Regions from separate parts of the Mus musculus genome. Here regions 1, 2, 4 and 5 are each linked to region 3. Evidence: chromatin loops called from intact Hi-C (ENCODE). Cell type or tissue: left cerebral cortex. All regions are shown on one strand. Each heading gives the region's core, and the rest is flanking DNA. Links, peaks and the distances in the headings are about the cores only. Region 1 has its middle 38 kb from the start of Gm19378. Region 2 holds the start of Syt10 (synaptotagmin X). Region 3 has its middle 31 kb from the start of Rabl2. Region 4 holds the start of Alg10b (asparagine-linked glycosylation 10B (alpha-1,2-glucosyltransferase)). Region 5 has its middle 9.4 kb from the start of Alg10b.

Region 1 (6,457 bases), core at 971-5,970, 110 kb after region 3:
GAAGGAAAAGAAGGAGAAGCAGCACCCGTAGCAGCAGCAATTGTTAACACTAAGGATGTTTGAAAAAGTTAATAGGGAAACATTGTTTTATCAACTAACAATAAAACAGATATTGGCAGGGATCCACTTATATTACATATCAAAACCCCAAATTGTAGGCTTTTTTTTTTTCCTGCTGAAGTGTGGACCCTTCCTTATAAATATACTTTATTTTTTTTCTGTGTAATTTCCATTCTTTTCTGCTATATCAGTCCATTCGTAATTGCATTGATCAGGTGGTTAACACGGTATCGATGATATTTCTATTGAAGACATTAACATAAGTGTAATTAAATATCCACAATCTGGTTTACAGAAATTTCACCTTAAAGTGTGTATGTAAAGAAAAAAAAAGTTGACTAAACGGGTGGTGGTGTCACACGCCTTTACTCCCAGCATTTGGGAGAGGCAGAGGCAGGTGGATTTCTGAGTTCGAGGCCAGCCTGGTCTACAGAGTGAGTTCCAGGACAGCCAGGGCTACACAGAGAAACCCTGTCTCAAAAAACCAAAACAGAAAAACAAAAAACAAAACAAAACAAAAAGTTGACTAAAGAGGCTTGTCCATAAAAAGCCATGTGTGATCCAGGATGTAACAGTGTAAAAATGTGTCGATCCCCAAGGTATAGAGTGTTTCTTTTCCATTGCTCTACACGTGAAAACTCAGCTTTTAAAAGATTCCAGCTCCTTTGATTGTCACCTGAATAGAGAAGCACTAATGATTCCACAGTCAATCAAATTTAACGTTATTTCTGGACTCCTAATTTTTGCTTAAGCTGTCGGAAAAGATTTCCTTGTGATGCAAAATTGAAATGCAAGGTTACATGTGTACAGAAGATTGCCTTTCATATGGCAGGAGCTTAAAAAACGAAGCCCTCAGCCCAAGTCTCTCAGGTTGGGACGTGTATCTGTCTAAGGTGGAGAATGCGAATGCGGAAGTGGCTGATTGAAATGTCAAAAAGAACTGTCTCAATCAGGTGCAAAATCAATAACTGCCAAGAACTTACAGATGAGTTACAAGAGAAATGTCTATTTCCGTTGTTCGACAATGTGAATAGGGTTTTAAGGAAATCTGAAATAACATAATAGGAGCGTTGGGGGGGGGGGAAGCCAATCATAATTCTTCAATCTATCTTATTGGCTACCCTAAAGCTGTAAAGGAGTGAAGAATAGGAGGCAGCCTAACAATGGAAATCTGTAGTCTCCACGAGGCTCTTTAGCTAGAATTCTCAGCCCAAATATCCTGCTGTAGCAGTGCAAACGGGCTAGGCTTGGCTTTAACGACTTATAAGGACTGACTTGTTAATAGTTTCAAAGAGTTGCACAAGAGAATTGAATGCAAACGCATGCATTTTATGCAAATTATGGGATGATGAAACAGATCAGATTTCCTGTCTCTGTGGCTAGTCTTTGGGAGGTATTATATATGAGCTTTTAAAAGGTGAAAACAGCCTGTCTGTAAAATGAGTAATTATTCGGTTCTAAGTGCTAATTAACTCAAGTCCCTGTGTCTCATCTAAGCATGGTTAAGATAAGGAACTTGAATGACTTATTTTTTTGAAAAGATGCTGCGGCTGAAAAAGAGAGAGGGAGTGTCAGAGATAATAGCACCTATATTATATAAATAAAAGATGCACACACACAGGCATGCACACATCATGTGCATGCATTTAAAATGTGGCATGTCCTTTTTAAAACTGAGCAAATGAAGTGGTTGCAGACTTGCTACTAAGTTATTTTCCAGAAATTTGGAGGTAAAAACATTTGTCTCATTTTGCTTTAGACACAAAATGATACATACAGATACATTAATTCAGACTACATTACAAAATCACCAGAAATTTAGGAAGCTCTTATCACCTAGCGATCTCTGTAGGGAGCATCAAGGTAGCAGACTTAGTATTTCCCAAGATCAAACCAATGAAAACTGGTAACCCTGATAGCTCCTTATATAAAGTCCCTGGCATCGGAGAAATCGCTTAAATCCATAAACCTATCACATCTTAATATAATTGATAAGGAAAATGGTATACTTTACAATTTGATGAAATTGGGGAGAAAAAAGATCCCTGGTCTCTTTCTACCTTTATATTGTAATGTTACAATTTTACACTCCCCCACACACATGAGAAAGAATATGTAAATTTTAGTTTAAATAGAAATATACTTTCAGGTTTTGCTCTGGCAAACACCTGAGAGTCGTTCTTTTCCTTGCTCCAACATAGGATTCCTGAGGACATTTGGTTCACTGGGAGCCATTGTTTCAGTTGTCTAACAGTCTCTGTTTTTTTTTTTTTTTTTTAGACAATTTCCTCATCTAAAGAGGTTGCTATACTGCTAGTTATCGACACACAATTACAACGTGTATGCTTCCTTATCGGAATCAGATTCACAAGGGGCTCAAAAGAACCCCAAAGGCAGAAATTCAAATGACTCCGAAAGAACTCAAATATCTCCAAAGGTATTTAGGATTCAAGTGTAGCACTGAGTGGTCAGAGTGTATGGCACTGTGTCGAAAGGTCATGGATGTTTAAGAGATGAAGCCTTGCTAGGAAGTACATCACTTTAGGCGGGATTTGAATATTAGAGCGCTGCCCCACTTCCCATTCCCTTTCTCTGCTTGCTGGATGTGGATTGGATGTGAGCAGTCAGCTCCCTGTCTTGATATCATACCTTCCTTGCCTGTTACACATTTTATAACTTCTTCCCCTCTGGAACTATAAGATAAACTATACCATTTTTCCTCTACGATGCTTAAAAACCCTGTTTATTTGTTCTTTGTGAGTTTTACATCATGTACCCGAATCCCACTCATCTCCCCTGTCCCTTCATATCTGGCCCTGCCCTTGCAACCTTATCACCTACCTTCCCAAACCAAACCAAACCAAACCAAACCAAACCAAACCAAACCAAACCAAACCAAACCAACTAACCATCAAGTAAACAAAAACAAAAACAACCCCCCCAACCACTACCACCACCACCACCACCACCACCACCACCACCACCAAAAAACAACCAAAAAACAAAACCATATCTTGTCCTGGAAGCTGGAGTGTGGTACAGTATATTACAGTGTACCCTTTCGTCTACACGTCTTTACTTGCAAGTGCTCATTGCACTGGTGGTGTTTGAGGCGTCTGGTGTCTGCTACTCTAGCAATACTGGATTCTCACTGGTACTCCTCTCAGATATCCTGTTGTCCTGTGTCATGGAGGTCCTGTAGCTTTGGATCTGTAGGACCGGCCCCTTCACATGCTCCAGCAGTTCATCAGTGGTGGAGATGTTGTGGTAGACCAACTCAAAGCCTTGGATCTATGCCTGGGCAGTAGCTGAGTTGGTCAGCCTGCCAGCTCTCCTGCATCCACACCACCAGGGCCAGCTTTCCATCACTGCCCTGACTAGCTCACCCAATGCTACAGACAGAAAGAGATAAGGCCATCTCTCCTGCTTTCCCTCAGGGCCAACTCACCCACACCCTTGTCTGCAGGGCCATTTCTGCCCAGTTGAGGTGTAGAGTCTCCTCTTCAGAGTGCTATAGCTGGTGAAGGGCAGGGACAGCTCTCCAGGTCTCATGACCTTGTGTGGCCGCCAGGGGGCAGGGCATCTCTCCTGCATCCGCACCTTCAAGGCAGATGAGCTGTGGGGCTAGCTCTCCCATACTCAGGCTGTCAGGGGCTCATCTGTGCTCTTGCCACCAGAGCCCACTCTACTGTGCCACCCACGAATGGTGCAGGGTCCAGTCTCCCAAGTGCCACAACCGGTGAGAGGCGGGGCCAGGACTGCACAACTTAGACACCAGCATGGTCCCTGGCAGCATCATGGCATTTGGTGGTAATTTAAGCCACCGACATTGGTGCAGACCCTTGCTGTTGTATGGCCACAGACCTAGACATGACTCCCAGTGGCAGCATTGGCAGGGACTTCACCATGGCCTCAAGTGGCAGGGCAGGCTACTCACATCGGATTATTTGTCTCCTTCTACCCTTGCATCTCCAGTGCTGTTCCTCATAGTGCTCAAACCTTTTTCTCCTATATCTCCACCACATACTTGCACCTCATGGTGGCTCCTGCTCCCAGCAGGCCTTGCAATGGGTGGGTCTTTTCTGCCCGCCTGCACATGTGTGGTGGTGGGTGGGCCTCTTGGAATACAGGTTCTTTTAAAGTTTGCTTGCATGATTCCCTGAATTTCCTTGTTGTGTACTATAATCTTTTCATATAAGTTTATTCATTTGGTCCTTCTCTTTCCATCTTTTGGTTAATTTGTCTAAGAGTTTATAATCTCGTATTTTCTCAAAGAATCAAGACTTTATTTCAATGATTCTTTGTAGTTGTGGTTGCTTCTATTCATTGATTTCAGCTCTGAGTTTGGTTATTTCTTCCCGCTCACTTTTTTTTTTTTTTGAGTATTACTACTTCTTGTTGTTCTAGAGGTTTCAGGTGTGCTATTAGGTTACTAATACGAGGTCTCTCCACTTGCTTGATATACCCACTTTCTGCTGTGGTCTTGTCTCCTAAAGCCACTGATTTCCTTTGTGTCACATAGTTTCAGATATTAGTTACATTGTCATTGTTATTCAGTTGTAAAATGATTCAACTTTCTTCTTGGTTTCTGGCTTGACCTAATTTTCCTGCAGTAGTGAGTTACTCAGTTTCCATGAGTTTGTATACTTTCTGCTTTTTCTATTGTCACCAATATTCAGGTTTATTTCTATGGTGATCAGATAGAATTCATGGTGTTAGTTTTATTTTCTTGTATCTTTGAGACTTCCTTTGTTTCCTAATATTTGGTTAACTTTGGAGAAAGTTCCCTGAGCTACTGAAAAGACAGTATATTTTTTAGTGTTTGAATGGACTGTCCTCTAGATGTCTGCTAGGTCCATTTGATTTATGATGTTTTTTTATTGCAGCATTTTTTTTTTACCTGAATAACGCATCTATTGGTGAGGGTTAGGTGTTGAAGTAACCCATTATCCCTGTTTGAGGGTCAATATATGATTTTAGTTGTAGTAGTGTTTATTTTATGAATTTGAGTGGTCTTTTGTTTGGTGCATAAATGTCTAGAGTAGTATTATCCTCTTGGTGCCCTTTTCCTTTGATGAGCATTTTGTTTTGTGTCCTTAACTATCTCTTCTCATTAGTTTCTGTCCAAAGTCTGTTTTTTTTTTTTTTTTCTTCTTCCTGATGTTAAGATGGCTACACTTTCTTGCTTGTTGGGTCTATTTGCTCGAAATACCTTTTTAAGTCCTTTCACCTTGAGGGGATGTCTATCTTTGAAGGTGAGGTGTGTTTCTTGGATGCAGCAGAAATGTGGCTCCTGTTTTCTCACCTAATCTGTTAGGCTGTGACTATTCACTGGGAATGAAACCATGGCTGTTGAGAGTTATCACTGAACAGTGTTTATTGATCCCTGTTTTGTTGTTATTGTATCTCCCTCATCTCTTTGACTTATTCTCCTTCAATTATTTATTCCTTGTGTCCCCTTGCATGTGGTTAACCTCTTCACATTGAAGTTTCCTTCTAGTGACTTCTACAGCTGGGTTGATAGGCAGAAATTACTTGAATTTGGGTTTATCACGGAATGTTTTTCTCTCTCCACCAATTGTGGTTGATAGTTAGCTGGGTACAGTAGCCCATGTTAGCATCTGTGGTCTCTGAGAGTTTGCAGACCATCCTTACAGGCCCCTCTGGCTTTCAGAGTCTTCATTTAAAAATTATGGTTTATTTATAATGGGCCTGCCATTATGTGACTTGGTCACTTTTCCATTATAGCTTTTACTATCCTTTCTTTGTTCTGTACTTTTAATGTTTTGATTATAATCTGTTGTGGAAATTTCTTTTCTGTTTCTATTTGTTCTTCTCTATGCTTTTAGTACCTTAATATGAAACTTTTTCTTTAGATTGGGGACATTTTCTCCTCTGATTTTGTTATAAATATTTTCTGGAGCTTGACCTGGTTTGTTCTCCTTTCTCTCTTCCTATTATTCTTAGGTTTGTTTTTTTCATAGTTTCCCAGATTGTGCCTAATTTTTTAAAAAAAGATTTAACATTTTCTTTAACTGAGGTATCCATTTTTTTCCTACATTGTCTTCAAGATCTGAAATGATCTCTTTCATATCTTATAATCTCTTGGTGAGGTTTACCTCTCAGGTTTCATTTGACATCCTAAAATTTTCATTTCTAGTTTTATTTCAAGTTCTGTTTTCCTTAGTGATTCATTTCTTTGTTAAATTCTACTTTAATGTCTTGAAAGGTTTTCATTATTTCATTTATTTTTATATTTTCATGGCCTTTATTAAATATTTATTCATATTCTTTTTGAGGTCCTTGAACATATTCATACTTGGTATTTGGTAGTCCTTGCCTTGTGCTTCACTTAAGGATTTTTCGTGGGGTCAATTGCAAAAGGGTTGTCAGCAAA
Region 2 (6,457 bases), core at 907-5,906, 220 kb after region 3:
TATTAGGTGCACTTTAGAATTTGATTATTGGCTTCTGATTGGGACACAACCTCATCAAAACTCTTTTATACAGAGATTCCCAGTTTTCTTAGAATTTCTATAAGCTAAGTTCATTTACTACGTGACACTTCACTCACTCAGCAAGTATCTGTTGAGACTTTAGAATGCATGTCAGGTTTTTCTAGACATACATTTATGGGCTTAATGTGCACATTAAGCATATTACTGCCCATTAGAAAGAAAATTTTTTGATAAATATTTGCTGAATAATAGCACTTCTAAAGGATAGAATGAACTTGGAATAATTTGTCTAATTTTTTTTAAGAATCTGTTTTCCCATATTAAAATTGTACAAAACAAATCTGAACATGGATGAATTAGATGCTTATTAAAATATTTATATTAGGGTTAGTTATCCACAGCTGTGGCATGTGGCTGTGAACTTCAATGGCCTTGCTTAGTGGTGGATCTGGAGCTCTGACTTCCAAGCAATATAAGGTTCTTAAACTTGATAAACATTTATGCAACTGTCAAAACCTGTCCAGAAATGAGCATAAAACCAGCTAAAAATGATTATGTATACTGTATATACTATTATAGTATATCTTAGAAATAACCCCCAAGAGGAACCTATTTCTTTGCATTTCCCATAAGCTCTCTTGGTTATATCATGTTGTGCACTAAATGACTTTATAGGGTAACATATCGATTTTGGGGTCATTCAATGTCTTTTGTTTTTAAGCTTCTCTCACATCTAGTTTTTTTAAAAATGAACTAACCAGTACCCCGGAGCTCTTGACTCTAGCTGCATATGTATCAAAAGATGGCCATCACTGGAAAGAGAGGCCCATTGGACTTGCAAACTTTATATGCCCCAGTACAGGGGAACGCCAGGGCCAAAAAGTGGGAGTGGGTGGGTAGGGGAGTTGGGGGAGTGTATGGGGGACTTTTGGGATAGCATTGGAAATGTAAATGAGGAAAATACCTAAAATAAATGTACACATGGCGCACCTCATAGTATTGTTATACTACATTGTATTCTATGGAGTACTGTTGATTCATCTAATGACTTTTACTAAGCATCTAAGAAGGGCAGTTTAGTTAGCATTAGTCACTACAGTCTAAATCTCCAACATTTCACCAATACCTGAGCTTGATTGGCTGGACGGTGGACCCTCCAGGGCCGCATCTCTGTCCTAGTGATATACTAGATTTCTAACTCCCTTCCTGTGGCAATGACTTTGTCTGGGATTACATGAATCTTTCTCTTGCTGTTACTGGGTGACAGATTGAAGAGTGATGCAATTTCAAATCTCAAGATTGTCACTGCAATGTAAAAAGAACACTGTTAGCTATAACGCACCGGTTACTTTAAAAGTGAACCACTATCATATCAATAAAAGTCACCTACAATGCAGTCAACAGCAACCGTTGGAAGTGCTTTCATGCAGGAGCCATAAAAAAGGGCCCACGTTGTGAGAAAATCCACAGAACAGCAGGCATCTGAGTAGCTAGCTGATATAATTAAACATTTAGCAAATAACCATCAAGTCTGCTTCTATTATCCATTAATATCGGAGCACTAAACTCAGAACCCTTTGCTTTTAACTGATTTCACAGTTTACAAATGAAAAAGCAGAGGACTCTCCTTTATCTTCGAATGTCATGAGTAATTTGTGGACTGTCTTTCTCTAGTGAGAGCTACTGTCTATGTTCACATATCAGACAGGATCTCCCACTTTAATAGTACGTATTGTCCTTAAAGAAAGAAAAATACTGAATTGTTTTAGAGTCATTTTTCTTCATCCCCTTCTCTCCCCCAAATGAATGTCTAATGAGAATTAGGACTACAGTTAAGCACTGTAGTGATTATGAAAACCTCAGAACTCTTACTGCCATTTACATACCATGAAATTTACATACCTCGAATTAACACAATTACACATTTTGGACAGTCGAGAACCGAACCTGTTTTAGCGTCCATTTGTCATGCAATTTCTAACACTGTTAGCCAATGAGAGCCAGGAAACCACCTCTTCGTGTGTAATCGCAAGGGCCAAGAAAGAATAAGAATTAGGGGTATGGCCTCTGCATTGACTATTGGTGATCAAATACATGTCCTTAGAATTAAGTGTTCTCACTTCCTCCACTCTGAACCTAGGCTTAATGTTCACTTAAAGGCATTTTAGACGAGCTTACTCGGTTTACAGAGGTCTTTACAGTAGCAGCAGCACTTTGATTTTTTTTTTTTTTTACATCCTTTGCATCACACACACACACACACACACACACACTCACACACGCGGTTTAAATGGCTTTGGTTGTGTTTATACATTTAAAAAAAAAAGACGCTTCTATCACACTGACAGCAACAACAATGTATCATTCTGCTTCAAGAGTCCCTGGTTCTGATAAGCTCAGACAACCCCCCCTGCCCCCCCCCCCCCCCCCGCCCTGCTTCTGTTGCCATCAGCAGAGCATTTGGAAACCTTGGAGACAGTCAATGTAAACAACCCAAAGACACAGCTAAACCAGACCCATTCCCATCCCACCAGACTCTCCCTTCCTTTGTCTAGCTCTTAGGGTCGATGGTGAAACCATAACTCTTCTTTCATCTTCTGCACTTCTCTCCTGAGCCTGACGTTGCGGTTGCGCTTACCTGTTGCCCTGGCTACCCAGAAGGTAGAAACCCTTGCCTGGAGACCAAAATGACTCGAGAAAACAAAGTGAATGAGACAAGACCCCCCCACGCACGGAGCCAGTGCATCTCCTAAAGCGATCAAGTGACCCTGGGGTCATCTGATTACATCTCTTCCCCCTGATATTTGCTTCCAAGGTTCTGGACGCAACTGGAAAGGATTTAAAATCTCTTTTCCATTTTTTTGACAAGTGTCCTGAGTGCCTGGTGTCAATAGTCCCTACCCTTTCGCCACGGTAGCCAAGAAGCGCTAGAAAATTACATATGCATTATAAAAGGCATTGGAAGCTTTGAAGAGCTCGACAGGTTGCATCTGAAAGTTAGAGCTGAGGGATCCTTCCTGCGTTTGGGGCTTGACGACACAGCCTTCCCTCTAGAACTAGGTTCCTTGAGGCCAAGCGCAGATTCTCCTGCCAGGCTGGGTGATTCTGCTACACCCTGCAGGACAAGCTAGAGCACCGAGTCCCTGGGACGCCAGAGCAGCAGGTGGGAGAGCGCGAGAGCAGCCTGGGAGCAGAGACCTAGCAGGTGCAGGCAACAAATCCAGCGAGCAAGTCCCCCGAGGCCCGGCAAGATAAGCTCCAGCCAGGAAGTCAGCCCCGAAAATGCCCCTTGTCCCGGGAAGCGCAAGCGGATCCCCTTACCTGTGCCACCTCCTCCCTGGCCGCTCCTATCGGCTGGAAAGATGCCCGAACACTTGTCCCACTCCACCTGACCCGCGAAGCACAGCTCGGTGATGATGTGCAGCGCCTTCTGGCACAGGCTGCTCACACCGTCCTCCTTGCGGAAACTCATCTTGGCTTCTGCTCGCAGCTCCGTTGATCTCCCTTGGTCTGAGGCAGAGCCCTAAGAGTTGCGAGTTGGCCCCATGGTTGGCACGGGCGCAGGAGGGCGGCGCGCGCCAACGGACGCTGCTGCCAGGTCTGCGCTTCTCCTCGGAGCGCTCGGAGGCGCGCGCGGAGCCCAGCCGGCGGGGAGCGAGGGGCGGCGGCGCGCAGAACGGCGCCTCCCGGGTGCTGGGCGGCGCGGCCAATGGCAGGCTGGCGCGGGCAGCGGGGGCAGAGGCGACAGTGCCCTCCATACACCTTTCTGAGCCCCCGTCACACTCTTTTCATTTCTCCCTTTCAATCCAACTTTGCTACTCCCTGGTCCCTCCCCGATTCTTTATCTTTTAAAAAAAGAAAGAAAGGAAAAGCTATTCCCCGTTCCAGACCTGCGGATCTTTATTTTTATTTTTAAATAAAAGTAATCAGAAGACAGGTCATGCGAGGTAGAGTGACACCTGTTTACAATTTGTTTTTAAACGACTTGGAACAATGATAGTTTGGGGATAGAGAACGTTCTAGGTAAGAACACTGTTATCACCAGCAGTGAGGTTCATCAGAAGTTGGGTTTACCCGGCACTGTGAACAGGAAAATTTGAATTCACTGTCATCTACAGAACGAAATATGCCATCCATCAGGGTTTTATTTATTGAAATCATAACTCGTGACTGAGAGACGCCACTTGATTCTAGTTTCTTCTCTGCTGGCGGCTTAAACAGTGCGAAGACAAGATTTCTGTGTCAAACGAGTGTGGGGGATTAGGTTCAGTGCAATCAGCTACAGGCGCACTCTTAATTGTAAAGACATTGTTTTGAAGTCTTTTTCACAGCCTGTTAGAACAAAGGGCTTTAATGGGGGGCATCAATCCCCCGACCCCCGTCTAAATTTCTCTAATTCAAGTTGGTGTAAATCAGCAATGAAGCTGAAGATACAAAATAAAATTAGAAAGCAGTTACCCCAGGCTATGATAAAGCTACCACAGGCTATGATAAAAGCAACTACTCAGTTTAAAAACCCTTTCCACACCAGCCCGTGAATCAGATAGTTCTTCACTCTCTGTTTTCCAATTCCAAGTCGCCAGTCTTATCCTCAGCTTTGTAGAAGACCATTTGCTGCTGCCACAAAGTTCTCTCAGCCCCCATTTCCCACAGGATAATGCAGAACTTCTCCTCACTGAATCCCTTTATCTCAGTCTCTAACCCCTGGAGGTACTCCCTGTAAACCCTCTGGCCATACCTGCCTGAGTAGCCAATGCAATCTTCACTTTCCTTCCTGCCTTCCAATCATCCCCAGACCTGTAGCTGACCACCTGCCTGGGGCCCCTCCTAGATCTCTGCCTCTATTTACAGGGAACCACTTTGCTCCTGCCAGGAGAACAGGCAGGCTACCCTCCCTCCAGTGTACTCTCTCAGTTCCACCACTCCTATCTAGCCCATTCCCATTTCTCGGGACAGCTCCCAATACCTAGAAACACTTTCTAACCCAGGAATCCCAGTGACCACCGAAACACTCCTTACCAGGCATACCTCTTAATCTTTTAAAATAGCTACTCCTTGGGGATCAAGGGTTCAAGTCTATGAGCCTGTAGAGACTGTTCTCATTCAAGCCACGACAAGGAGGGGTGATCAAAGAAGGAGAAGGTAGAAAGCAGGAGGGGGGGGGTTGAAGAGGGACACTTAAAGCCATTTGAGGAGTCATATAGAAACCCAATACAGTAGAAGCTTCTAAAATGTACACATATATGAAAGTGATCTAACTGAAATCACCAAATAATGAGGAAACAGAGCCCTACCTGCACATCCCTCAATTAAATGAAACTTCCAAGTCCATGGATAGGTTATAGTTAATGTAGTTATTGTTCAAAGGGTCCCATAGAAGCCCCAAACAACTCAAGCTATTGTCAAAGGTATTGGTGGCTCTCCACTAGATGACAGAGAAGCCATTCCGGTAAAGACAACACCTACACAACTCACTGAAGATGGAGAAGTGGTGCTCTTGCCGACACTGGGACTTCACTCCTATGGACCAGTGTTCATGGTTACTGGAAGGTACGTGGGATGTTTCTGAAGAAGAAAGGTAAAAACCGACCCAGCTACAAACCCTTCCACTTGTAATTGTGACCTGCCTGCAAGATACAATGGGGCAGTAATGCTACAAGCATTGTAGGAATAACCAGCTAGTATTTGATTGGATTTAAGTCCTGCTCCAGGAGATGGAACTCATACCCAACCGTGCTTGGGTGGCCAAGAACCTGAGACTAGAGAGACAAGGGAGTGGGGTATCCTTGTATGAAGACTCCCCCTCCCCAACCCTTACCCAGAATATGTCTCCAACTGGTAACTGCTTACAAATGAAAACTTAGTTTACTCCAACAGAGTTCACTGGTTATAGAAAACATGCTTAGGACAGGCCACACGCTCAGCAGTAGATGATCAATACAAAACTAACTCAATGGCAATTTTGGAAGGTTATTTGTCTCAGGGCTTCTTTTCTCTTTCTTTTTTTCCTCCTGTTCCTTCTCCTCCTTCCTTCTCTTTTTAAACCTTATAGTTGTTTTATATATATATTATGTGTACTGGCTGGTTTTGTGTGAATTTGACATAAGCTGGAGATATCACGGATAAAAGAGCCTCCCTTGAGAAAATGCCTCCATGAGATCCAGCTGTAGGGCATTTTCTCAATTAGTGATCAAGGGTTGGAGGGCCCATCGTGGGTGGTGCCCTGGGCTGGTAGTCTTGGGTTCTATAAGAGAGCAAGCTGAGCAAGCCAGGGGAAGCAAGCCAGTAAGTAACACACCTCCATGGCCTCTGCATCAGCTCCTGCTTCCTGACCTGCTTGAGTTCCAATCCTGACTTCCTTTGGTGATGAACAGCAGTTTGGAAATGTAAGCCTGAATAAACCCTTTCCTCCCCAACTTGCTTCTTGGTCATGATG
Region 3 (6,457 bases), core at 908-5,907:
TCCTTGACCAAGGTATCATTGAGAAGAGTGTTGTTCAGTTTCCATGTGAATGTTGGCTTTCCATTATTTATGTTGTTATTGAAGATCAGTCTTAGGCCATGGTGGTCTGATAGGATACATGGGACAATTTCAATATTTTTGTATCTGTTGAGGCCTGTTTTGTGACCAATTATATGGTCAATTTTGGAGAAGGTCCCGTGAGGTGCTGAGAAGAAGGTATATCCTTTTGTTTTAGGATAAAATGTTCTGTAGATATCTGTCAGGTCCATTTGTTTCATAACTTCTGTTAGTTTCACTGTGTCCCTGTTTAGTTTCTGTTTCCACGATCTGTCCATTGATGAAAGTGGTGTGTTGAAGTCTCCCACTATTATTGGTGTGAGGTGCAACGTGTGCTTTGAGCTTTACTAAAGTGTCTTTAATGAATGTGGCTGCCTTTGCATTTGGAGCATAGATATTCAGAATTGAGAGTTCCTCTTGGAGGATTTTACCTTTGATGAGTATGAAGTGTCCCTCCTTGTCTTTTTTAATAACTTTGGGTTGGAAGTCGATTTTATCTGATATTAAAATGGCTACTCCAGCTTGTTTCTTCAGACCATTTGCTTGGAAAATTGTTTTCCAGCCTTTCACTCTGAGGTAGTGTCTGTCTTTTTCCCTGAGATGGGTTTCCTGTAAGCAGCAGAATGTTGGGTCCTGTTTGTGTAGCCAGTCTGTTAGTCTATGTCTTTTTATTGGGGAGTTGAGACCATTGATATTAAGAGATATTAAGGAAAAGTAATTGTTGCTTCCTGTTGTTTTTGTTGTTAAAGTTGGCATTCTGTTCTTGTGGCTGTCTTCTTTTAGTTTTGTTGAGGGATTATCTTCTTGTTTTTTCTAGGGCGTGGTTCCCGTCCTTGTATTGGTTTTTTTCTGTTATTATCCTTTGAAGGGCTGGATTCGTGGAGAGATAATTGGTGAATTTAATTTTGTCGTGGAATACTTTGGTTTCTCCATCTATGGTGATTGAGAGTTTGGCTGGGTATAGTAGCCTGGGCTGGCATTTGTGTTCTCTTAGTGTCTGTATAACATCTGTCCAGGCTCTTCTGGCTTTCATAGTCTCTGGTGAAAAATCTGGTGTAATTCTGATAGGCTTGCCTTTATATGTTACTTGACCTTTTTCCCTTACTGCTTTTAGTATTCTATCTTTATTTAGTGCATTTGTTGTTCTGATTATTATGTGTCGGGAGGAATTTCTTTTCTGGTCCAGTCTATTTGGAGTTCTGTAGGCTTCTTGTATGTTCATGGGTATCTCTTTCTTTAGATTTGGGAAGTTTTCTTCAATAATCTTGTTGAAGATGTTTGCTGGTCCTTTGAGTTGAAAAATCTTCATTCTCATCCACTCCTATTATCCGTAGGTTCGGTCTTCTCATTGTGTCCTGGATTTCCTGGATGTTTTGAGTTAGGATCTTTTTGCATTTTCCATTTTCTTTGATTGTTGTGCCGATGTTCTCTATGGAACCTTCTGCACCTGAGATTCTCTCTTCCATTTCTTGTATTCTGTTGCTGATGCTCGCATCTATGGATCCAGATTTCTTTCCTAGTGTTTCTATCTCCACTGTTGCCTCACTTTGGGTTTTCTTTATTGTGTCTACTTCCCTTTTTAGGTCTTGGATGGTTTTATTCAATTCCATCACCTGTTTGGTTGTGTTTTCCTGCAATTCTTTAAGGGATTTTTGTGTTTCCTCTTTAATGTCTTCTACCTGTTTGGTTATGTTTTCCTGTAATTCTTTAAGGGATTTTTGTGTTTCCTCTTTAATGTCTTCTACTTGTTTAGCAGTGTTCTCCTGTATTTCTTTAAGTGAGTTATTTAAGTCCTTCTTGATGTCCTCTACCATCATCATGAGATATGCTTTTAAATCCAGGTCTAGCTTTTCAGGTGTGTTAGGGTGCCCTGGACTGGGCGAAGTGGGAGTGCTGGGTTCTGATGATGGTGAGTAGTCCTGGTTTCTGTTAGTAAGATTCTTACGTATACCTTTCGCCATCTGGTAATCTCTGGAGTTAGTTGTTATAGTTGTCTCTGTTTAGAGATTGTTCCTCTGGTGATTTTGTTACACTATATCAGCAGACCAGGGAGACTAGCTCTCTTCCCTGAGTTTCAGTGGTCAGAGCAGTCTCTGCAGGCAAGCTCTCCTCTTTCAGGGAGGTGCACAGTTATCTGGTGTTTGGACCTCCTCCTGGCCGAAGATGAAGGCCCAAAACAGGATCTTTCCCAGAAGCTGTGTTGCTTTGGCCTGCAGACTGCCCGCTGCGGAGTCCCAGAATCACGGTGGCCCCCGCGGAACGTGAGGCAGAAGCCCCCCGGGCTGTGCGGACACCTGTGCTCTGACCAGGAAGTTGGCCGGTTGTCTGGAGCCGGAAATGGCGCCGCCTCAGAGGCTCTGTGGCTCTCGCCCGTTCCAGAAACTGTTGGCCTCTGTGTTCCACACTCTCACCCGCAGACCGCTGGCCGCGGGGTCTCGGAACCAAGGTGGCCCCCGCGGAACGTGAGGCAGAAGCCTCCTGGGCTGTGCGGACACCTGTGCTCTGACCAGGAAGGTGGCAGGTTGTCTGTAGCCGAAAATGGCGCCGCCTCAGAGGCTCTGTGGCTCTCGCCCGTTCCAGAAGCTGCTGGCCTCTGTGTTCCACACTCTCACCTGCAGACCGCCCGCCGCGGAGTCCCGGAACCAAGGTGGCCCCCACGGAACGTGAGGCATAAGCCTCTCGGGCCGGGTGGACCCCTGTGCTCTCACCAGGAAGGTGGCCAGTTGTCTGGAGCCGGAAATCAGTTGCGTTTTTCTTGCTGGCTGAGTTGGACGCGACTGTTGGGGTGGCGAGGATAGCTGAGTGGTCTCTCTTCCAGGCAGGTTCTGGAGTCTAGACATGGATATTCATTATTCAAACCAAGTCTCCTGGCGGGAACTGGTGGCCATGTTCGGAGGTGGGAGATAGCAGGATTCTCTTGACAGTATGGTCAGTGGCCTGGCCAGGTTCCTGCGCAGCCTGTGAAGGCTTGAGATGGGCGCGGTTAGACGTTTGTGCTTGGGGAATAGCTCAGAGTTTGGGGAGAATGGGAGGTGGTCTCCCGAGTGTAACTTTTAAAGGAGTAAGCCTCTTTCAGTAAAGAGTACATCAGACCCTGGGCAGGGCAAAGGGCCAGACAGAAGACACTGGCTTGAGTTGTCCGATGACATCAGTGCCCTGGGACTCCCTGGTCATATCAGACTTTTGCCAGGTTGAGGGATGCACATGAACCTCACTGGAGAGTGCGCATGCCTTTCCTTCTTGACTGGGGTTGGCTTTCTTTTTGAGAGAAGGAATGTGTCTGCGGTGAGGGTGACTGGTGGGCCCTGATGTTGATAGCCTGTGTTCAGATGCACTACATTCTTGCCTCCACAAGGTGGCGCACCAGGCCTGATATGCATATCCTCATTTCCCCAGAACAAGCACATAAATAAATACCTTTTACCAGAAGAGGTCACAGAACCACCATCGTTCAGGTCCTCACCTGTTCCGTGAGGACCATCTTGATACACAGCACAGAGCTGTAGTCAGAGTGGAGGAAGGTGACGTGTTAAGTCCTGTAACTAAGCATGAGTCAGAAGTTGTCATGGGACCCTATTCTATCATACAGTGTTATATTGAAAGCTTTATTTAATACTTCGTGATATAGAGGCACAAGAGCTGAAAAAAGATAAATCATATTTATCTGCATATGGTATGATAGCATCCATTTTTACTTTTAAAATTTATTTTTATTAGTTCTCTCTCCCCCACCTCTGTGCATGTGTGCCTGTGTATGTATGTGCTTGTGTGCACATGTAGTGCAAATGAATAAAGTGCCATGTGATATTATACTTAAAACATACTGCCACCTGCACAGAGAACTCTGCTCTTCCAAGGCATTGTTCCCAGTGCCTCTGGCATGGGGTGTGCCCTGAACTATTCTCTCTCCCTGTGGAGAAGTTGCCTCAGGTTGATACTGGCAAACATATCAAAGTTTGTTTTGGCTTTGTATACTTATAAAACATAATTAAAAACTATTTTAGCTTTGGTGTCCCCTGGAGCTATAGATGGTTGTGCATCACCATGTGATTGCTGGGACCCGAACCTGGGTCCCTTGCAAGAGCAACAAGGGCTCTTAAGCCATGGCCCCATCTCTCTAGCTCCACCCAAGCACAGAAAATATACGCTGTGGAAATATCCCCTTAGTCGCCATGCCTTTCCTTTCTACCCTTCTCTGCTCCACAGGACCATTTTGCTTCTTTTTAGGATTTCCTGCCACCGTTTCACAAACACAGGCAGAGCTATACATCCCAGTATCTTTCCTCAAATGACAGCACCCTAGGGACATCACTCTGCTCCATGATTTGTCACTGACACTGTCTCAAAATAGCCTTTTCCTGCTACTGCGTTGACAGTATGTGTGATGCAGATTTCTGCCACCAGAGGGCAGAGGAGACCCACTCTCGTAGGAAGATCTTCCAGGTTCTGCGAGTATAGTCTGCTTCTTCGATTGATGACAATGACACTGGACGTGGGAGAATTTTCCTTTTGACACTAGCTGCCAGTAGTACCCCGTCATGTGTCCTGGAGTGGATTTCAAGCTAAATAGGAACAGTCCTTGGTTCTATAGGTTTTTTTTTTTTTTCATACAATACATTCTGATTAGTTTTCCTTCCCTCATCAAATCCCGGGTCCACCCCACCTCTCTACCCATCCAACTCCACACCTTTTCCTCTCTAGAAAACAAACAGGCAAATAAAACAAACAAATAAAAAGGATAAAATAAAATAAATGGAAAAAAGCACAAGAAACACATATACATGCAGGCAGACAGATGCACATGCACACACACACACACACATACACACACACAAACACAAAATTAAAAAAAATAGCATATATAAACAAAAGTCCAGTAAAGTAAAAAACAAAAACCCAAAGCATGAATATCTTCAAACAAAAATATCTTCAAAATATCACTGAAAGGGAGGGTACGGCGACAGATAAGAACAACCTTCATTGTGGAGGTTAAAAACTCCTGAGAACTAGGGTGACCCGGAGTGTGTAGATCACATTCAGAGTTGAAGGTCACAGGTTCAGAGTGAAAATGACAGACACTTTCTTGCTTGTCCCTCAAGTCAAAATACATCTGCTTCTTGCACACATGTTGGATTGAGGTGAAGACAGACTTTGAACAAAGAACTTCTTTGTGTGAGGGTGTGAGTACGGGTGTGTGTGCACCACAGCACATGTGTGCACCATAGTGCATGTGTAGGTCAAAAGAAAATCCTGGCAGTCTGTCTTGTGTACTGTGACTCATATTATTTTTCTTTCTCAGCTTTCAATGTTTTTTCTTTGTTCCTTATATTTAGTGTTTTAGCTATACTATGTCTTGGGGAGACGTTTTTCTGGTCTTGTCGGGTTGGGATTCTCTGTTCCTCTTGTACCTCTTTAATTTGGTGTTTCTTTAATTTGGGGGAAGTTTTCATCTATCACCTTTGTTGCCATTGTCCTGGGATTCTTTTCCCTCTTCTATGTCCTTAATTTAAAGTTTTGATTTTTTTCTTTTTTCTTTTTTTACTTTTGAGACAATACTATAATTACATCATTCCCCCCACTTCTCCTCCACCCAAACTCTCTCATATATTCCTCCCTGCTTTCCTTCAAATATTGGCCTATTTTTCATTATTGTAGTTACATGCATATGTACATATGATATATTATATACATATATTCCTAAGTTTGGCCTACTCAATCTGTATAATGTTACTTGTATCTATTTTTTTATTTAAAAAATTATTCTTCTCTTATACAATACATCCTTCTCTCCACTCTTCCCAGCCTCTCCTGCACACCCCCCCCCAAATCCATTTTTCCATTTCCCTTCAGGAAAGAGCAGGCCTCCCAGGGATATCAACTGAATACAAAGTAACGAGTTACAATAAGACACAAGCCATCCTATCAGGGCTGGGTGAGGCAACCCAGTAGGAGGAAAAGGGTCCCAAGAGCAGATGAAAGAGTCAGAGACACCCTCACTACTATTGTCAGGAGTTCTGCAAAAACACCAAGGCTAACAACCATAATAGATATGCAGAAGACTTAGTGTGGACCCATGTAGGCTCCGTGATTGCTGCTTCAGTCTCTGTGAGCTCCTATGAGCCCTGCTTAGTTAACTCTGCAGGCCATGTTCTCCCAGTGTCCTTGACCCCTTCGACTCCTACAACCCTTCCCCTTCATCGAGAGGGTTCTCCGAGCTCTGCCTAATGTTTAGCTGTGGGTCTTTGCATCTACTCCCACCAGCTGCAGGAGGAACCCTCTCTGATAGCGATTGGGCTAGGCACCAATCTTGGATGTACGTTTTCATCAATGAACACAAGTGGTCACCCCACTGATGTGCACTTCCCTGGGGAATGCACCATGTCTCCCACCCCAGCATCCC
Region 4 (6,457 bases), core at 688-5,687, 600 kb after region 3:
ACCAATGGCCTTATTTTGGGTTTTTCCTAGGAGCACTGCATAGGGAGCAAATTTATCAGTGGATTCCCACTCAAAAAAAAAAAAAAAAAAAAAGTCTTTTAACCATTAACCAAGCCAGGCGTGGTGGCATACGCCTTTAGTCCCAGCACTCGGGAGGCAGAGGCAGGCAGATTTCTGAGTTCGAGGCCAGCCTTGTCTACAAAGTGAGTTCCAGGGCTACACAGAGAAACCCTGTCCGAAAACAAAAACAAAACAAACAAACAAAAAAACAACAACAACAAAAAAACCCCAAAACTCTAATAATAAAGTTTTACATTTTTCTACTTGGCTGATGGGAACAGAAATGAGATATAAATTTAAACTGCAAATGATGAAGCACTTTCAATTCAGTAGAAATTATAAACCATAAGACTATAGTTACAACTCCCAGTAAACAGCCATCTTCTACATAATTTTAGGTATATTACTATCTTCATCTTGTTCCACAAAAAAAAAAAAAAAAAAAAAAAGCTTAAATTAATAGAAAAGGTACCTGGCAGTTCTGAAACCTTACATTTTTAAATTTTGAAACGTTTCAGTTAACTAAGGAGAGTAGGGAGCACATATAAAAGGAGTTGGATGTCCAACCAAGTTCTTAGTGGCAATTATTCTGACGAGAATGTCTAGCATAGGAAGGCAGCCTTGTGCTCTTCCCTTTATCCATCATATCTAGCAAGGGCCAGAAGCTTCTATGGTATGCACTGGCCATGATTGAGCAAGCCCACTGGGCCTGAGGTCAATTGTAGACTAAATTATCTGGGAATGGTCTCAAATTGGTAAGTGTAACGTGTTCTCTGTAATCAAAGAGGATGTAAAGGGTGGAGGGAGTTAAGAAACGTCATCATGAATCCTAACGTAATTTAATTCTGGTTATTTCTAATAGTCGAGGAGAACTAGTAGAATACCCAGTTTCTTTTGATTCCAAGGTTGACAATTTAAAAGCAATCTCAGCTGCTATATGATGTGCTGCTGGCAAAATCAACCCGAATTTTCCAGAAGCTTTTCCTACAAAGCATCACCAACCATGCTGAAAACATACTTTGTCTTCAGCTTTCTTCAAATATCTTCCACCGTCAGTCTCAATTCCAATCTCACAATAAAGGGGTTATCTGAAGTCTCCGTAGCCCTCAACTTCATACATGTGAGCACTTTTTGAGACTACACACATAAATACTCCATCGCACCACACATTAAGATGCATAAGGGAAACGTACTCCAACAGAGACAGATATTAATGACTATTTATTACCTATTTTTAAGGACGACATTTACAGTGTCCCAGGCTGATCTAGAACTGGGAACAATCCTCCTGCCTCAGCCTCTCAAATGGGGCCAGTACAAGTGTGAGCCACCACTCACGGCAATAGCAACTAAAATTATATTCACGGAGGAGTGTTCCTCACCTACAAATGCCCCAACTCCTCACCAGGCACCAGGAAAATATTGCCCTGTAAACGAATAGATTCTTCAAAAGGGAAAGTCGCCCTGAAGCGAAGGGCTGGTTGTATGTTTCCATCTAAAAAGCATCAACCTTCATTATCAGCCAGAGACGATGAGAGGAAAAGCATTGTAATGATGGTTTTAGCGTCTCATCTCACTGGCAATGGAGAACAGGGATAACCGCAAACGAATGCAGTTTGGGAGCTTGGAGGTTAGAAAGCTGGGACCACTCATCGCCTTCTGGAGAGCAACAGACAACACAAGACACCCTTCTTTTCCAGAGCCTAGCGGCGGCGGCAGCATCACCTACAACAGCTCCCGCGCCCGAGCCCAGACCCGCCCCTCCCTCAGCCTCTGGCCACTCTGAGAGCTGCGAGCAGTGATTGACAGAGAAACCGTCCCGTCGTTGCATAAATGCTCCACTCCGGAACCGGTGACCCCCCCCCCCCCCACGCTTCCGTCCGACGCTCTCCCAGCATCCATTGCGTTGCGTCCTGTTCCCTGCTGTCCCTCGTCCCGCAGCGCTGGGCCTCTGAGCCCGCGTTCCGGGCTCGGCGCTCCGGGCTGCCCAGGGCTGGGCCCGGGACGCGGCTGCCCGCCCGCCCGCCCGCCCGCCATGGCGCAGCTGGAGGGCTATTACTTCTCGGCCGCCTTGAGCTGCACCTTCCTGGTGTCCTGCCTGCTCTTCTCCGCCTTCAGCCGCGCTCTGCGGGAGCCGTACATGGACGAGATCTTCCACCTGCCGCAGGCGCAGCGGTACTGCGAGGGCCGCTTCTCCCTGTCGCAGGTTGGTCTCTGCTGGCCCTGCCCCCGGGACGGATCCTCCCAACCTGTGCCTTTCCTCTCCCCGTCAGCCCTCCCAGACTTAAACCGTGAAGGGAGCTGCCTAGTGACTGTACCTAGCCTCGAGATTATGGCATATTTGTTAGGTGAATGCATAAAGATGATAGCTCCTCTTGGCAGTTGACCGATTTGTCTAACTAAGCCCTAGCACTAGAGACATGCAGGTGCTCCCTTGAACATGCATTAAAAACTACCTAAAGCTTAACCTATGAGGTTTTCCACCCGGTATTTTGAACGCGGAGTGGAGGATCTTAGGGCCCCCCAAAAGTTGATAGTTTTATTCTAACTTCATTCTTGGTCGTAGAAACTTACTGTTGTCTGGATTAAATTGGCAACTAGTCAGATTGCATCATTTAAAAAAATACATATCTGACTACAGAAATATGCACAGTGCAAAGAATCTTAAGATCCACCAGAGTTCTCATTATTGTTTGCCTGGTAGTTTGTAAAATTGGGACCTGGACAATTTAGTCGCAGAATATGCATTTTCTAAAGAGCAAGCCTTAGGAAGTAGAAATGAATAACTTACTGTCTGTTGGTTGTTGTCACCTTAATAATGGCAGACAGATTTGAGACAGGGAGCAAAACGTTCTTAAAATGGGGCTGGGGTGGTAGCTCAGTGGTTGAGAGCTCTTGCTGTTGTCCTGGAGAAGGCTACCAGACTTCTTTCTACCACAGTGAGCTGCTCACAACCATCTGTGACTCTAGGTCCAGAGGATCCAGTGCCACCTTCTGGCTTCCTCGGGTACCTGCATGCAGATGTTGCAAATAAGTATACTCAGGTGCATGGCACACACACTACATCTTAAAAATAAAACTTAAGAGATGTCTAGTCTGCCAGGATTTATTAATTATGTCATAGACGATCCTCTCCAAGTTCTTCATTATTAGGACAAATGAAACTTGATTATTTATTTATTTATCTTTTTTTGGCATTTTATATCAATGGGATAACTCTTGCTGTGCTTGACTGGTGGTCTTTTCTTTCTAAGTGGGATCCTATGATCACTACATTACCTGGCCTGTATCTGGTGTCGGTCGGTGTGGTCAAACCTGCCAGCTGGCTCCTTGGATGGTCTGAGCATGTGATCTGCTCCATTGGGGTGCTCAGATTTGTCAATCTTCTCTTCAGCGTTGGCAACTTCTACTTGCTGTATTTGCTCTTCAGGAAGGTGCAACCCAGAAACAAGGTATGTGCAGGATACAGTTACAACAAGTTTCCGTGCACTAAAGTCCACAGTGAGGAATTGGCTTTATAAGTTACGGAAGAAAATGTCTACCAGTTAGAGTGTTGGTGTCTGTTTTTCAAACCTAAGTGGAAATTCTCTACTCATGTTTAGAAGATACTTGCATTTAAATTCTGGAATAACTGTATTTGAAAATCTAAAGTAGATGTTTGTTAGTGAACAAAACCAGTTTAATAGTTCCATGTTTTCTTTGGGAACTTAGGTCTTCTTTTGTGGAAATGAGTTTAAGTTGAGGAGTTTTGGTGTGATTTCATAATTCAAGTCTTGGAAGTAGATTGCCTGGGTTTAAATTTAATCCTGGCCACAGCTTCTATTAACTTGAGCAGATTTACCTCCTTTGTGATTTTAATAATAATAAATTTGTCTCATTGAATTTGTATTAAGAGTAAAGGAACTTAATAAATGGAAGGTGCTTAGGCTAGTACCTACTGCAAGACTTCAATAAATGTCAGCTATGGCAACAATGTTTATAAGGTCTTATGAATTATGAAGAGGAGGTAGGTATAAAGTACTGTGAGGATTCACCCGATACATGACAGGAGCAGAGAAATACTGTCTCAGCCTGATGGAGTGATGGGAGATAGGAAGGCACAAGGGTTTCGGGAGCAACAAGAAGCAATGTATATGCTAAGTTTATAAGCTGTTGTGGAGCGCCACTTTTGTGTGGTTGATTGATTGATTGAGACAGGGTCTCACTATATAACGCTGGTTGACCTCAAACTCTGTGTACAGTTTTGGTTGGCTAGAACTCACAGAGATCCAGCTGTCTGTGCTTTCCAAGTGCTGAGATTAAAGGCATGCATCACCACACCTGGCCTGAGGAGGACTTTAATCAAAGAGATTCCATACACTTAACTAAAATTGTTAGAAAAGGAAAAAGAAGACATTTGAGTTCAGAGTAGGCCTGCATGCTTTCTAAAAGGAAAAATCCTTGTAATTTTGTCATACAAAAAGTAGGATCATGGGGCAGGGTATTTAGTACGATTTGCACATTTCTGTTGTCTCCAGTGTAGAGATTTGAAGGGCTGTCTTCAAAGGGTGGTGAGGATGGCTAAGACGTAAGTTCAGGGTGATGCAGCTGGCCACGTCTTTTCTGTGCTCTAGTCTCTGTATTCCTCATGTGCCTTAGTCCAGTGTCTTAGATCCAGTGACCACTAAATGATTTCTTCTGTGATTCTTAAGATTTTAAGCTATTAAGAGCTGCACCTCATTAGTATTTTATCAGTTTCCAAGATGATTAATATAATTAACAATTACCAGAAGTGTTCTTAAACATGGTGTTGCAAAGCCAGAAATACAATTCATTTAAATTAAACTTCAGTGAATATTTAAATAAATCTCTTTATTAATTCAGCAAGAAAATGTCATATTTATTTTATCCTAAAAATAGTACTTTTTCTTTTTCCTTCAAGGCTTCTTCAAGTATCCAGAGAATCTTGTCAACATTAACCCTAGCAGTGTTTCCAACCCTCTATTTTTTTAACTTCCTTTACTATACAGAAGCTGGGTCTGTATTCTTCACTCTTTTTGCTTATTTGATGTGTCTTTATGGCAACCATAGGACCTCGGCCTTGCTTGGATTTTGTGGTTTCATGTTTCGTCAGACCAACATCATCTGGGCGGCCTTCTGTGCAGGACACCTCATTGCACAGAAGTGCAGTGAAGCCTGGAAGATTGAGCTGCAGAAGAAGAAGGAGGAGAGGCTTGCGCCCACGAAGGGACCGCTCTCGGAGCTCAGAAGAGTGCTGCAGTTTCTGCTGGTGTACGCCATGTCCCTAAAGAACCTGAGAATGCTCTTCCTGTTGACCTGGCCCTACGTGCTTCTGCTGTTGGCGTTCTTTGCCTTTGTGGTAGTTAATGGTGGCATTGTTGTTGGTGACCGGAGTAGTCACGAGGCCTGTCTCCATTTTCCTCAGTTGTTCTATTTCTTCTCCTTTACTGCCTTTTTCTCCTTCCCTCACCTACTTTCTCTGACCAAAGTCAAGACTTTCCTTAGCTTAGTTTGGAAGCGTAGAGTCCAGTTCTCTGTGGTTACGTTAGTCTCGATACTTTTGGTTTGGAAATTCACTTATGTCCATAAGTATTTACTGGCAGACAATAGGCATTACACATTTTATGTGTGGAAAAGAGTATTTCAGAGACATGAAGTTGTCAAATATTTATTAGTTCCAGCCTACATTTTTGCTGGTTGGGCTATAGCTGACTCTTTAAAGGCTAAGTCAATTTTCTGGAATTTAATGTTTTTTGTATGCTTGGTTGCTTCTACAGTTCCTCAGAAACTACTAGAATTCCGTTACTTCATTCTACCATACATTATTTATAGGCTTAACATACCTCTGCCACCCATATCTAGACTCGTTTGTGAACTGGGTTGCTATACAGTTGTTAATTTTGTAACTTTTTATATCTTTCTGAACAAGACTTTTCAGTGGCCAAATAGTCAGGACATCCAAAGGTTTATGTGGTAGTGGTAGGAATAATTTGAACTTTAAAAGACTGTTTCTACAACAAGTAACTGGGTAAATAGAAGTGGAATTTCTTTTGAGTAAATCCAGGGAAGTGAGTAGAATTAAGTTTGAGACTAGCCTAAAAGCTCTGAATAGTAGGAATAAAGTTGCTTGCAGTTGTCGTGAGAGTCTTTTCAGCGTTTGGGGAACTTTTCTGTGTGTGTATAGATTTAGGGGGCTGGGTAAGCTGTGCAGGGCTTGAACTTACTCACCAACTCTCTTTTGTAAAGAACAGCAAGTAAGTTGAAAACCACTTACAAATAAATGACCCAGCAGTATTTCTGAGTGAAATTGCCAGATATTGTCGTACCCACAGCTCCGATCTTAGAATAGATGCACATATGTAACAAATAGTGCATTGGAGGCTTTGGGCTAAGAGAC
Region 5 (6,457 bases), core at 488-5,487, 590 kb after region 3:
TCTCTCTATCCTCACAAGTCCGTCTTAGATAACCACAAAACATTAGATTTTCAACACACCAAAAAGGGAGGGTAAAGACAGAAGGTTGAACATTAATATTGACAGGAAGGAAGGTGGTCCACTGACCTCCTGAATCATCAGGTAAGCATACTTAGTGTTTTCTGGGCATAGAATGAAATCAAACTTTTATTTTTAGATGAAGTTTTGTTTATCACAATGCTTTTGAAATTTTCCTCAAACTATGTATGCAACAAGGATTTCTTTCATTTCTAAGTAATCGTATATGGATAACCTTATTAAATAGTTTAGATGAATCACTTCAACTGTGAAATAGTAGAGAAATAGGATATACATGTAATATAGATTCACTTTTTGGACTTAGATGCCAGGGACATAAAGTTACCCTGACAGTTTGCTATTTATAGGGATTGAAAGCCCTATTCAGATTGCTGGTTAGGTGGATTTTGTTGTTGTTGTTGTTGTTGTTGTTGTTGTTGTTGTTTCAACTTTACTCAAGCTGGATTCATTTTAGAAGAGAGAGTATCAATTGAGGAGTTATCTCCACCAGTCTGACCAGTAAGAAAAATCTGTGAGGTGTTTTCTTATTTAACGATTGCTATGAGCCAGCCCAGTCCACTGTGGTCAGTGCCAAGCCTGGATAGGTGGTTCTTGGTTATATAAAAAGGAGGCTAGAAAGCCTTGGGGAGCAGGCTAGTAAATGGTCCTCTGTCCGTGTTCCCTGCCTCAGTTCCGGCCCTAAATTTCCTCGGTGACTGACTGTGATTGGGATGTAGAAGCCAAGAGCACGATTTCCTTCTCAGACTCCCTTTGGTTATGGTGTTTATCACATCCACAGAGAAGTAAACCAATGCATTCTTGGCCTTTGTCTCCATCTGGTCACAAATCAACAGCAGTGTTCGAGATTTGTACCGGCTCACAACACACATTTTTTTTTCAATGTAGGCAATTACATCAAGGACCTTATACCTACAAAGTAAAAATCTGTCCCTGAACTTAGTCCCCCAGGCTAGGACATACTTGGAATTGAATTCCAAATAGTTTATTATGTACTTAATTGATTCTTATATTAATATAAGGAAAAACTTGCCATTTTTCAAAAAAAAGTGATGCTATTCTTACCAATCTTTGATTATTTCTTCTCCATTATAACCATCATAAACTCTCTAAACCCGTCCGAGTGTATGCATTAGCATGGCTTGATTTTTCAGTATTAGACAATGGAGATAAAAGTCCAGAGTAACTTCAGTTATATATAATGTTCTTCTGATATCCCCTCAATGGAAGGTATTTCAATTTTAAAGATTTATATTAACCATTGAAATACAAGGTTCTGACTTATGAAGTCTTCGTGAATGTTTTTAAAAGCACGCAAAAACAGTGAGAAAGAAAATATTCCAAAGGTGCAGCAGCCAAGGCTTGCATTGTGAAGATGGTGAGAACTGGGGAAGTCAGAAAGTAGAAGACAGACAGCAGCTGGACTTTTAAAACTCAGAGGCTGAAAGTGGGCTAAAATGTTATTGCATTTTAATAAAATTATTATTTTATAATGTCCTGCTAATTTGGGATCGTTTAGAGCATTTTAGATGACTACATAAAACCTGTAATAACTATCATGTTTGAAATTCAAAATGTCTAGCTTTCATTCTTGAACAACGATGTGAGAATTATTCTTTTTCAATATTTAGTGAAATCCTTAAAAAAACAAAACAAAAACAAACAAACAAACAAAAACTTTGTGGGGGCTGGAGAGATGGCTCAATGTTTAAGGGTACTGACTGCTCTCCCAGAGGTCCTGAGTTCAATCCCCAGCAACCACATGGCGGCTCACAACCATGTGTAATGGGATCTGATACCCTCCTTTGGCGTGTCGGAAGACAGCTATAATGTACACGTATAAATCAAATAAATCTTTAAAATATAAAAAGAAAGAAACAAGCAAACCCCCCAAACCTTTTTGGGTGATGTTTTCAAATGCATACATGAAAACTAGGCATGTAGGAGTATAAAAGAACCAGAAAGACAGACGTCAGAGTCATCTTCATTGATGCCAGAACTTGGCTCCTGATTCTGGGAACCCTCTCTGGCCCAGAAGCCGACAACCTCTGATCCTGTTAGGACATCGGTCCTCCGCACAGCTGCGACGTTGTCCAGTCGCCATCCAAACATTTGCATGCCTTTTCAGAACTCTTATAATTGCCATCAAAATTGTCTTCTGTTTAAGGAAAAAAAAAAAAAAAAGGCAGCTGAATTGAAAAAGCCCTCTTTAGAAAGAGTGTGTATTCAAATGACCCATAACCATGTCAAAACGTCCTCTTTTCAACCGTCTCCAGAGAGAGCAAATTAAGGCTAAACGAGATACCACTGCGAATGCACTGGTGTGTGTGAGATAAAAAGTGAGCAGCGTCACGTGTTAACCTGGGAACCCGAAGTTAACATGCACCCTGCTTGAAGCAGCATAAACCTGTGCAATCATCTCCTGCTCCCTTGTCAATATCTGGACTAGAAAATATACACACTTATATATGTTCCCTATGGTCTATAACCTTAGGTTACGTAATCAAAGTGCATAAGTGGGATCTTAAAAGTGGAGATCTGCCTTTCCTTTTTTACAGGGGTGCCAAAAGTGTTTGCCTCTTGTCAGGGTTACATGTCCTCCAAACCCGAGGGAGCCTCCGAGCCTCATCCTTTGGCATTACTGCATGACTCAACCCGGGTGCTGTACTCATGGTAGGAGAGGATGTGGACTTGCATCATGGCTCCCTTCGATGGTCATCACTCTCACCTGTCTGAGGGAAGCAGGCTTGCTTTCCTTTCTTTCCTGTTAGGATGGTTTGACTTGCTTCGGCACCTGAGACAGCCCCAGTATTTCATGCTTCCAGCCAAAGCACAGCCGTTGGATTAGTGGGGCATCCTGGCCTAAAGCCTTCTTGGCACTCTAACTAAAAAGGGCAGACTGTTGCCCCTTCTCTCTGTGTCCTTTAGGACCTCTGCTGAGTCCTGGGATGGAAACTCACCTCCCCCCAGAGAGAAGGATTTTACTTCATGTGATTGATGGATCCAGGAAAGCGTCCAGTGTTTTCTATTTATTTCCAGGGACAGCCAGACAATCATATCCATGCCTACTTTTCTCTGCCAGATGCTCCAGTCTCTCTCCTGCTTCCAAAATTTCTGGCCTGACTATATGATTGTTAGAAAACATATCATAGAAAACAGAAAAGGATAGTGAGGAATTATACCTATTGATCATTATGAGCTTTAAAAGCTAAACACAGCCATCCTGACTGGCAGCCTCATTAGGCAACTATCTGATCGCCTATCAGTATGCAGGACTAAAACACAACTGGCAAGGTAATAAAGCGGTCCTGATTTCACAGAAGTTGCCATCGCCCTCTAGTGGGAAAAAGCGTCATTACACCCTTCCAACGGCTTAGACCTTTCTCAAATTTTGGCTTGAATTAATCATCGATAAACTTGATAATTATAGAAAGTGCCATTTGTGGACAATAACAGTAGAGTGTTTTATTTTATGACATTAAACAGGTGTAAGTTATTTAATATAGACAGCCATATTATTCAGGTAAAGAATATAAAACAAAACAAGAAAGAAAGGACAGGACAGGACACAAAATCCGGGAATTCTCTCAAGGGTAGGCTCTGCCTGTGGAATGAAATCTGTACTAGGTTCTGAACTTCAATTTATTAATGGAAACTCACGTTATCTCTGCTTATACTAAATTAATGCATGAAAATAGCTAAAATAATAATAATATTTAAAATGTGTTCCAATCCTTTAACTTACACCCAGTACCAAATCTCTAGATTTAAAGATGCTTACATCTTTCCTCTGCTTCTAAAACCAAAGGGGCAAGTCAGCCTCCCGTCCTCCACTCTGGTCCTCCATCAATTTGGCTGGACCTAGCTTTTCAGATTCACATTTGAATGGCAAAACTCAGTTCTAACTATGAGATTTTTCAAGCTAGACTGTACCAGCATGTCTATTAAAACGGAAGTCTTTAAGGAATTAAAATCGTCACGTCTCATTCCTCATTTTGGTGTTTAAATGGCTCTGATGCTTTAGCACTACGGCGGTCAGACTCATTTAATATCCAGCTCATGATACACCCACACTTTGCATGGATTAAGTGCAATAAATAAATAAGTAAACAACTCATGCAATTTCTGTTTCATGAATGTTCCTCATTATAGGGTGTGAGAACATGAAAATGTACTTTCACTTTATATAGTGATCGTCTGAGAGAGAAAAAATCTGATTATGGATATAAATGGAGAAAAATAATAATCTATATTTGAAGTCAATTGTCTCATTTCTTGGTGAAATAAGTGCATTGACACTATACTTGTTTTTTCTTTTTCTCTTTTTCCTTTGTGTGTGTGTGTGTGACAGGGTTTCTCTGTGTAGCCCTGGCTGTCCTGCAACTCACTTTGTAGACCAGGCTGGCCTCGAACTCAGAAATCCGCCTGCCTCTGCCTCCCAAGTGCTGGGATTAAAGGCGTACACCACCACGCCCAGCTTTTTCCTTTTTCCTTTTTGTCTTCTTCTGCTTCTGCTTCTGCTTCTGCTTCTGCTTCTTCTGCTTCTGCTTCTTCTGCTTCTTCTTCTTCTTCTTCTGCTTCTTCTTCTGCTGCTTCTTCTGCTGCTTCTTCTGCTGCTTCTGCTTCTGCTGCTTCTGCTTCTGCTTCTGCTTCTGCTGCTGCTGCTGCTTCTTCTTCTTCTTCTTCTTCTTCTTCTTCTTCTTCTTCTTCTGCTTCTGCTTCTGCTTCTGCTTCTTCTTCTTCTGCTTCTGCTTCTTCTTCTTCTTCTTCTTCTTCTTCTTCTTCTTCTTCTTCTTCTTCTTCTTCTTCTTCTTCTTCTTCTTCTTCTTCTGCTTCTTCTTCTGCTTCTTCTTCTGCTTCTTCTTCTGCTTCTTCTGCTTCTTCTGCTTCTTCTGCTTCTGCTTCTTCTTCTGCTTCTGCTTCTCCTGCTTCTCCTGCTTCTCCTTCTCCTTCTTCTTCTTCTTCTGGTGGTGGTAGGAGAAAACCAGCAAAGAACCAGAAAAGATACATCCCTCCACAAAGCTACACAAAAAGCAAGAACCTCCGTGGAAATTCACACGCGCAGGGTTCAGATAGAATCTATGACAGTCATAACTTGTGTGTGGAGTGTTGTAGCCTTGTGCATGTGTCATTTGCGTGCAAGTGTGCATGTATGAGCGTGTGCCTGCTTGCGGAGGCCAGACGTTGATGTCTTTCTATACTGGTCTGCACCTCAAGTTTTTGAAACAGGCACTGATGATGCTATAGAGCAATAGTTCTCAACGTTCCTAGTGCTGGAACCCTTTAATATGCCAACTCAACCTCAGTGAGCATTCGCACGTGGAAAACACTGCTCTTCGAGAAGGGAAGTCCTCCTGCAGCGACTTCCTCATCTGATGGTGAGCCCCAACCATGAGATTATTTTTGTTGCTTCTTCAAGACTTTAAATTTGCTACTATGATGAATCATAATGTAAATATCTGATATGAAGTATATATTATATGCGGCCCCCATGAAAGGGTCATTTAACCCTGCATGTGGTCATGACCCACAGGTTGGAAACCACTGATCTAGACTTTACCAATTTCTCTGAACTGGATGGATGGCTAATGAAGCTTCAAGATCCTCCTGCTAGCGTTACAAGCATGCACCACCATGCTTGCCTTTTTGGTCTTTTGGGTTTTGTTGTTGTTAGTGGTGGTTTTTGTTTTTGTTTGTAGCTGTTGGTATCTGAACTCAAGTCTTCATGCTTGTACAGGAAGCATTTTACCTATCAAACCATCTTCCCAGCCCTTTAACTGCTTATTAAACATTGGTTCTATTTCTGACCTTCTGTTTCATGAGTTGCAAGGGCACTGGCATGAAGACTTGGTTTTGTGACAGGTTCTTGAGGGTTGCTAGTATTGCTGGTATGGGGACCCCGTTTTCAAGATATATAACTTTCTAGATAACTGGCCACCAGTGTTTGAGATGCTTAGGGCTAGAACTGGAATTGCTCCAGAAAACCAGGACCACCTTTCCCCTCACCATATCTCCGATATCTTCAGTAAAATCCTTGCTAACATATTTTGTGACAAGGGATGTAAGCTGACCATGGTAACATTGTGTTGGTACCTGGGATGAACTTTATCTGAGTGAGTAAAGTGCCAGTACCCAGAAGTGGGGACCTGAGAAAAACAATTCCGGGAAGAAATGCAACTCAAGGATGCAGGTTCTTTGCAATGGTTGGCCTGACCTCGCTGTTTTTGCTAATTGCACATTTTGGCTTTTGTGACTATCTGCTTAGTCTGCAGCTGTGGGAAGGGAACCTTGTGCACCATCCAGCTAATATGTGTTTTTTCCTTCTTAAATATGTATGGGTCCTGAGAAAGGTTCAGGCCTGCACTTGGCTCCCAAATACCCA

The links. A loop is a pair of places that touch in the nucleus more often than their neighbours do. Peaks named below come from ENCODE experiments on the same cell type or tissue, not always from the same donor. Only the 100,000 strongest peaks of a DNase experiment are listed, where the experiment ranks them.
Region 1: a loop joins it to region 3, with 2.7 times the contacts of the local background. A loop is called at or near these places in 2 of 42 quality-filtered maps.
Region 2: a loop joins it to region 3, with 4 times the contacts of the local background. A loop is called at or near these places in 4 of 42 quality-filtered maps.
Region 4: a loop joins it to region 3, with 6 times the contacts of the local background. A loop is called at or near these places in 36 of 42 quality-filtered maps.
Region 5: a loop joins it to region 3, with 9 times the contacts of the local background. A loop is called at or near these places in 37 of 42 quality-filtered maps.

Annotation. Positions count from the first base shown.
Region 1 is chr15:89,726,809-89,733,265 of GRCm38, forward strand. No RefSeq gene overlaps it. Among named protein-coding and RNA genes, the nearest start is that of Gm19378, 38 kb to the right of the region's middle. In left cerebral cortex, for the core only: a CTCF peak has its summit at 3,618 (motif pointing right); a DNase peak (open chromatin) is centred at 3,681.
Region 2 is chr15:89,838,277-89,844,733 of GRCm38, forward strand. Syt10 (synaptotagmin X) reads right to left here and starts at 3,584. Exons shown (of 7, transcript NM_018803.2): 1 at 3,343-3,584. The coding sequence starts at 3,493. In left cerebral cortex, for the core only: no CTCF peak of the experiment used is centred there; DNase peaks (open chromatin) are centred at 3,207, 3,544 and 4,131; H3K4me3 peaks cover 1,785 bases.
Region 3 is chr15:89,619,310-89,625,766 of GRCm38, forward strand. No RefSeq gene overlaps it. Among named protein-coding and RNA genes, the nearest start is that of Rabl2, 31 kb to the left of the region's middle. In left cerebral cortex, for the core only: CTCF peaks have their summits at 3,416 (motif pointing right) and 4,439 (motif pointing right); DNase peaks (open chromatin) are centred at 3,468, 3,859 and 4,455; H3K27ac peaks cover 963 bases.
Region 4 is chr15:90,222,343-90,228,799 of GRCm38, forward strand. It overlaps Alg10b (asparagine-linked glycosylation 10B (alpha-1,2-glucosyltransferase)), which reads left to right and starts at 1,969. Exons shown (of 3, transcript NM_001033441.3): 1 at 1,969-2,266; 2 at 3,315-3,512; 3 at 4,982-6,457. The coding sequence starts at 2,096. The coding sequence ends at 6,037. Mir7648 (microRNA 7648) reads left to right here and starts at 2,018; the gene lies at 2,018-2,070. In left cerebral cortex, for the core only: CTCF peaks have their summits at 1,745, 2,232 and 3,089 (motif pointing left); DNase peaks (open chromatin) are centred at 1,856, 2,222 and 3,040; H3K4me3 peaks cover 1,973 bases; H3K27ac peaks cover 1,017 bases.
Region 5 is chr15:90,211,727-90,218,183 of GRCm38, forward strand. No RefSeq gene overlaps it. Among named protein-coding and RNA genes, the nearest start is that of Alg10b, 9.4 kb to the right of the region's middle. In left cerebral cortex, for the core only: a CTCF peak has its summit at 3,423 (motif pointing left); a DNase peak (open chromatin) is centred at 3,394.